Linked DNA regions of Homo sapiens: region 2 is linked to region 1. The links are chromatin contacts, found by Hi-C or POLR2A ChIA-PET in ENCODE. All regions are on one chromosome and are shown on one strand. The core of a region is the stretch at or near the end of the contact, and the rest is flanking DNA. Distances in the headings are between cores, read along the strand shown.

The links. Hi-C counts contacts between places; a loop is a spot of excess contacts on that map. ChIA-PET counts read pairs that join two places held with the same protein, here RNA polymerase II (POLR2A). Pooled maps may share reads with other maps.
Region 2: a loop to region 1 is called in a map of Calu3, with 3 times the contacts of the local background. The contact joins two enhancer-like sites. A Hi-C loop is called at or near these places in 4 of 168 maps with a recorded cell type or tissue (Calu3, heart right ventricle and mammary epithelial cell) and 3 of 50 pooled maps. POLR2A ChIA-PET finds 5 or more read pairs at or near these places in 2 of 52 experiments (MCF 10A and WTC11).

What each region holds. Positions count from the first base shown.
Region 1 is chr1:29,787,891-29,791,214 of GRCh38, reverse strand. No RefSeq gene overlaps it. Among named protein-coding and RNA genes, the nearest start is that of LINC01648, 250 kb to the left of the region's middle. Within about 2 kb of position 1,859, at least 2 of the 41 ENCODE cell types and tissues checked have a DNase peak (open chromatin) inside an H3K27ac peak, as active enhancers do.
Region 2 is chr1:29,899,235-29,902,558 of GRCh38, reverse strand. No RefSeq gene overlaps it. Among named protein-coding and RNA genes, the nearest start is that of LINC01648, 140 kb to the left of the region's middle. Within about 2 kb of position 1,683, at least 3 of the 41 ENCODE cell types and tissues checked have a DNase peak (open chromatin) inside an H3K27ac peak, as active enhancers do.

The sequences.
Region 1 (3,324 bases), core at 610-3,109:
AAGTCCTGGACATCTCTGAGTCTCCATTTGGCATCTGTAAAATGTTCAGCCCCCTCCCTGCTCCCTATGCCTAGCCCAATGCCCTGCACCCATCTGTCTGCCTTAGCTACTCTCTGTCTGTAAAACAGGTCTGTAAAATGGATCACTGTGAAGTTTAAAACTTAGACAAGTTTAAGATTAGAAAACCCCTGTAAAGACTCTAGCACATAGTAGGTGCCCTAGAAACAGTAGCTCTATAGAGAACCAAGCCTGTCCTTATCCAAATCCCCAGGGCAGATACATGACAAGATACCTGATGCCAGCTGAGCTCTGGTGGCCAAGACTCCCACCCACAGGGCAGCTCTGAAGAGGAGGTGGTGAGGTCTCAGTTTGCAGGAAGCCCAGGAGCAGCTCCTGTCTCCTCCCTTATTAATTGTACCCATATCTGGAACAGATGGGGAAAGGGTGTCTTTTTTCTCTCTGTTTTTCAAAGAGCTTTGGTTCAGGAGATAACTGTAATTAAAAGAGAAGAAATGCGAAACAATCCTCTTAGACAGACCTCGCCATCTTCCTTCCCTTGTAAATTTATTAATGAACTGTAATTGCAAAGATAAAACCTTTATTGAAACCTGGTACACAGTTCACCATGGGGCAGAAAGATTCCCATTGCAGTCCTAGACCTAAGAGGGAAAGAAGAATATATTAATCGGCTTAGTTCTGTATATCTATACAAAAATGAGAAAAATATATATTGGTGGTATTTGTCAACAGACAGTGTCTGCCCTGGGGAGACACTGGTTTTTCTTCCTTCTGAAGCTTGCTTATAATCTTCTGTTAATCAACCTGGAGATGAAAGGGATTTGGATGTTGAGTTTCCTAAGGACCTGGAGCAGATGTGGGGAGAATTGAGTTCTTGGTGGGAGTCTGGGTTTGAGAGGGATTCCAAGATGATGCTGGCTGCACACCTTGGAGCCTGGTGGGGTAGGACCAATTTCCCCATGCAGGGAAGAAGATCCAAGGGGAAGCTTGCATGGGGCAGGTGTGCAGGCGAGAGCCAGCTTGGCCTTCTGCATAGGTTAGGCTCCCTAGAAGCAGAGCCTGAGATGGGGACTTACGGGGACATGTGAGATTGCAGAGGGCGCACGCTCAGAAGAAGGGGAGTGAGGGAAGTAGCGGAGGGTGGGCAAGAAGCCAGGCCAGGGCATGGACTTGGTCTAGTCTAGCCCTGATCTGGGCCCATGGGGAGCTCTGGAGTGTCCTCTGTGGCACCACATGACTGTCCTGCCTCCTCGAATGAGCCAGACCTTTTGTACCCATGTGTCAGCCAGTGACTGGCTGCAGGTCATCCCAGGGAAAGGTGAGACCTCGCAGGCATTTTTCAGGTGAGTCAGCAGTCAGCTTCCTCAGCTGAGGATGATTCCCCAGAAAAGGGCCCAGCTGGCAGCCCACGCTCTCCACAGCTGAAGGACGTGGGCAGGGCTATAGGGTGGGACCCAATAGCATATATCTCAGGCCCCCTGATTCTGACCCCACCATCGGTAACGCGTGATGGTTCTGCCCCACCCCCAGTGCCACTTCCCTTGGGGACCACTGCTCAGCCCTCTCCCTTCTCCTTGTCCTTGAGGAATCACTCCCCACCCAGGCTCAGGGGAGTACAGAGCCCCAGGCCTGTGGCCAATCAGTCTTGCATTCCCCTGGCATAGGGATTCGTTGAGGTCAGAGATTCGGGTGGCAGCTGAGGGAGGTGCAGGTGCAGATTCTTGGACAGGCGATTTAATGAAGAGTTGTCTCTGGAAAAACTGGAAAGACATGGGAATGTTGAGTCATTTGGGGCTAATACAAATAACACTGCCATTCTTGTGATAGAATTTCTGTGGGTGTCTGTTTCGTTTCTCTAGGGAAAATAGCTGGACCCACCAAGTCACAGATCAGGTATTTGTTTTACTTTTACTTTATCAGAGGCTGCCAAGTTGTTTTCCAAAGTGGCTGGACCTGCCTATATTCCCACCAGCAGGGGAGGGAGTTCCAGCATCTCCACATCCTTCTCAACACTTGGTAAGGCAGGTCACATTAACTTTAGCCATTTTGATGAGAGTATTGCATCTTGTTATGGTTTTATTTTGCACTGATGACTAATAATATTGTCCATTTTGTCACGTTTATTAGCCATGATAAATCTATTGTGAAGTGTCCATGGGTATATGTTGACCATTTTTATTGCACTCTTCACAGGGAGGTCTTGTATATTTTTTTAGTCGAATCTCTTTGTATATATTTTTGGGTTTTGTTATGATAATAAATAGTATTTTTATTTCACTTGCCAATTTTTTTTTGTTGCTAGGACATAAAAATACAGTTGACTTATAAATGGTGAACTTACACACCCCTCGGTTGGCATGAAACCCTGAGTGAACAAGCATGCAAGCATTTATTGAGCTCCCTGAATCAATTTAGTTCTGATGGCACAGGGGATAGGAAAGGATGGAGGCAGAAGGAGGCTTTCCTCATCTGCAAAATGGGAGGAATGCCAATAGTTGACACCACAAAGCAATTAGTGTGTGCACTGTATTAAATGTGTGTGTATATATAGACATATATTTACTATTTTATCCTCAAACAACTCTATGATGGAGGTACTGTCATTACCTCCATTTTGCATGAGGAAACTGAGGCACAGACAGCTTATGTAACTTCATAAAGGTCACCCAGCTGGTAAATGCAGAACTGGATCCAAATCCAGCTGGCTTGCGCTTCAAGTCTGTGTTTCCAGCCCCAACTCCACCCTGTCTCCAGTATGTCCTTGAAGATGACCTTGAAGGTTAATTGATATATGTCCGTAAAGAACTGAGCACAGTCCTGGTACATAGTGCTCAATAAATGCTGGGTAAGGTGTCAGGCACCAGCCTGCACTCTGAGGAAACAGTGGCGGCTGAGCCAGACACACAGCCAACCTTCAATAGGCTTCCAGTCCCATGGGGAGGACAGAGGAGTGAACTGTTGCTTATAGTGCAGAGAGTACAGCTAGGACTGGAGAAGTTCAGGGCAGCCACGGGAGGCCAGGGAGGGGAAGTGGAGGTGTTGGAGGAGGAAACAGCATGTACAAATGCCCAGTGGCCCAGAGAAGAGAGACAGGAGCCATTGCCGCAGGAGCAAGGCAGGGGCATGGGGTGATCAAAGGGGCTTTTGTAGGAGCATTTTGGGAAATACCAAGACTAGACTGAGCGGGGTGAGCTTGGCATCACCAGGAGGGCCAATATGAAGTGGGATGAACCAGCTCCCCAGCCCCTTACCTTTCATAAGCATGGGGGACTTTCCCAGTGAGAGCTACAGGGCATGCGGGAGAGC
Region 2 (3,324 bases), core at 434-2,933, 110 kb before region 1:
GCCTAGCTAACATGGTGAAACCCTGTCTCTACTAAAAATACAAAAAATTAGCCGGGCATGGATTCGCACACCTGTAATCCCAGCTACTAGGGAGGCTGAAGCAGGAGAATCACTTGAACCCAGGAAGTGGAGGTTGCAGTGAGCCAAGATCCTGCCATTGCACTCTAGCTTGGGCAACAAGAGTGTTTCTCCATCTCAAAAAGAAAAAAAAAAAAAAGAAGTGCAGATTCCTGGGGAGCGCCGATGCCAGAGCTCTTCATCAGCCCCCAAATCCTCCCCTGAGTATCTCAGAGCCCTGCCTGTCCCCAATTCTTCCCCACCCAGCCTTCTTTCTGCCTCAGAGGGAGCTGGCTTTCCTCCTGGAATACTCTCCTCCCCTCCTGCCACTGAACGCTGGTCTGGTTTTATTTTTCAAGACATCAAGGAGGTTTACATATGAGCTCCCTGAAAATGCCCCACCCTCAGCATCCACTGGATATTACGTAGCTCTCACGTTTTCCATTTTTTTTTTAACTCCTAAGAGGTCAAGTTGCTCTTTTTTCAGAAGTATCGCATGGAGATGAAGGGGATTCGAGTGTAATTTTATCCTGTTTAAAGGTAACCAGGAGCGAATGGGAGTAAACAGACCCAAATGGAATCTGTGGCTCATCTCCCTTCCCTTTCCTGGCCCCACCCACCTGTTCTTCCTTCCCACCCCCTCAAAGGCAGCCCTGGGAGCCCCTAAGTAGGGGGAGGATTAATCAGCTAGAGCTCTTGCTGGTGCCTGCCTTCCAGAAATCCTGCAGGCTGGTGAGTCTAGCACGGCAGGGGAAGTGGCCCCACCCGGTGAGCAGGACGACAGAGAGAAGAATTCACGCCTGTCCTGCCAGACCCAGGGCTAGAAGGGCCTGAGGGATCATCTCATGCCACCTGTGCACTGTCTAGGCAGAACACTGAGGCCAAAAAAGGAGAGGGACTTTCCTGGGGTCACTCGGCCGGTTGGTAGCAGAGTAAACTCTGGTCTTCTCTCCTGGACAACACTACTTCCATTCTCACGCTTTGAGGGCTCGTGGGAGGGTTCCAGGAATCTGAGATCTAAAAAGAGCCCTCTGTTGTCAATATTGTATTTCTTCGATTCTGGGACATATATTTTAAACGTTCTAAAATAAGACACATCCTTCAATGGGCAGACATTTCATTTTCTGTTTCTTTTTTGTTTTCTTCCCTCTCGAAGCTGTTATTAAATTGATGGTGTATCTTCTGATAGATATCATCTTAGAGCAAAGCAAACAGGTTAACATCGAAAAATATTACTAGTATTAATAACTATTATTTTAGTTGATTTCTGTCTTTCTAGCACCGTGTTAAATACTCAACGTGCTTTTACTCAGCTAACCCTTCCAATAACCCTATGAGGTGGGTGCAAGCATAACTCCATTTCACAACTGAGGAAACTGAGTCTTGGAGAGGTCCAGTTACTTGCTTGTTGTCACATAGTAAGTGGTGGAGTTGTGATTATACTTAAGCTTGCTGTGTGGCCTTAGAATAAGTCACCTTTCCTGCTATGTGTGTAGGGCCATTATGCCCATGAGAAGCTGTTGCTATTTAAGGAAGGTGTTTTCATTCTCTGGACCCAGGCCCTCCCCTGATGCCTCCTTAGCCACTTATACTGGGCAGAGTGCCCAAGGACAGGAGCACTAAATCCTCCTCATTCAAGTAACTCGGTGCCAACTCACTGCCAGAGGCCAGGGCCCCCCTAACAGGGAGCTTGCCCACAACTGGGAATGTCTTCAACACCTATTGACAGCTCTTCCCCCATCGCTCTGTGCCAAAGTTGAAACAGTAAAAGGTATCGATTTCCCATGACTGAGCTGGGAGGCCAAGGTGAAAGCAGGGAAGAGGTGGGTTGCGGGGGACCATGTAAGACGTCCGGTTTTACATGAAATTATGGTTCTCACTCTCCCGGTGGCATCTCTTCTGTGCCACCACGACAGACGGCTCGCTGAGAAACGACAGATTTGTATTTCATGAGGACACTTTAGTCAAAAGATCGATGATGCTTCTTGGAACCTCTCTGCTCATCCATGGGGGAGGGTGAGCCTGGTGAGAAGCCTGCAAAGACCCAGCTAAAATTAGGCAGCTGCCGACAGACACCCAGTTCACAATCACGGAGCATCGATTACAAAAATGATGCCGGGCTGACGGGCTTTAATCGGCCTCCGTGTTCTGTCTTTGTAGAGAGGGACCTTTGTAATGAAGTGGCTCCCTCTCTCGGAAAATGGAGCTATTTGGGGGCAGGCTCGGGATTTGCCCGAGTGTGGGCTGGGGAAAGCCTGCTCTGTCACTCACTGGCTGCATGGCCTTTGGCATATTATGCAGTTTCCAAGTTCCTGTGAGCAACTTGGAGCAATGACAGCTAGAGTTCTTTCCGAGATATTTATATACATGATTTATCTATATGCATATATATACAAGTTTAAATGATATAAAGCCTTTAGGATCTGGCATATAGTAAGTAATCAATATATTTCTGAGTTATTCTTATTCATAAGCCACAGAACCCTGAAGTGAAAGGGAACACAATGCCAGCTCTTCTTTTTGCAGAGAAGAAAACCGAAGCCCGGGGAGGTTAAATGACTTGACCATGGTTGCTCAGCAAATTTTTGGTTAACTTGTGCCTAGAACCCAACTGTCCTAAAGCCCAGCCAAGTTCTTGTCCTGCCACAGGTTTTTTTTTTTTGTTTTTTGTTTTTTGTTTTTTGTTTTTTTTAGGCAGTCTTTCTCTGTTGCTCAAGCTGGAGTGCTGGAGTGCAGTGGCACAATCTCAGCTCACTGCAACCTCTGCCTCCTGGGTTCAAGCCATTCTCCTGCCTCAGCCTCCCGAGTAACTGTGATTAGACATGCCCGCCACCATGCCCAGCTAATTTTTGTATTTTTAGTGGAGACGGGGTTTCACCATGTTGGCTAGGCTGGTCTCGAACTCCTGACCTCAAGTGGTCCACCCGCCTCAGCCTTCCAAAGTTCTGGGATTACAGGTGTGAGCCACTGTGCCTGGCCATGCCACATGGCATCTTTAGATGTGGATCCTGGCCCTGCCCCCCAGACCCTCCTGGCCTGCTAGGCTCTGAGACAGGCTGAGCTGTTGGCGGGTAGAGAGAGACCTGTTGGAGTTGTTTCTGCTGGGGCCCTTTAACAAGCAGTCACTGTGCATAAGGCCTACTTGTCCCCCATTTGCCAGACCTGCCGGCGAGCAAGGATGGAAAGCTTTCAGGGAGTCATCTCAGAGACCAAAGCCCCTCTACTCTGGGGAAGCCCAGGTGGGCAGAGCCCTTGCAAGCTGGCTCC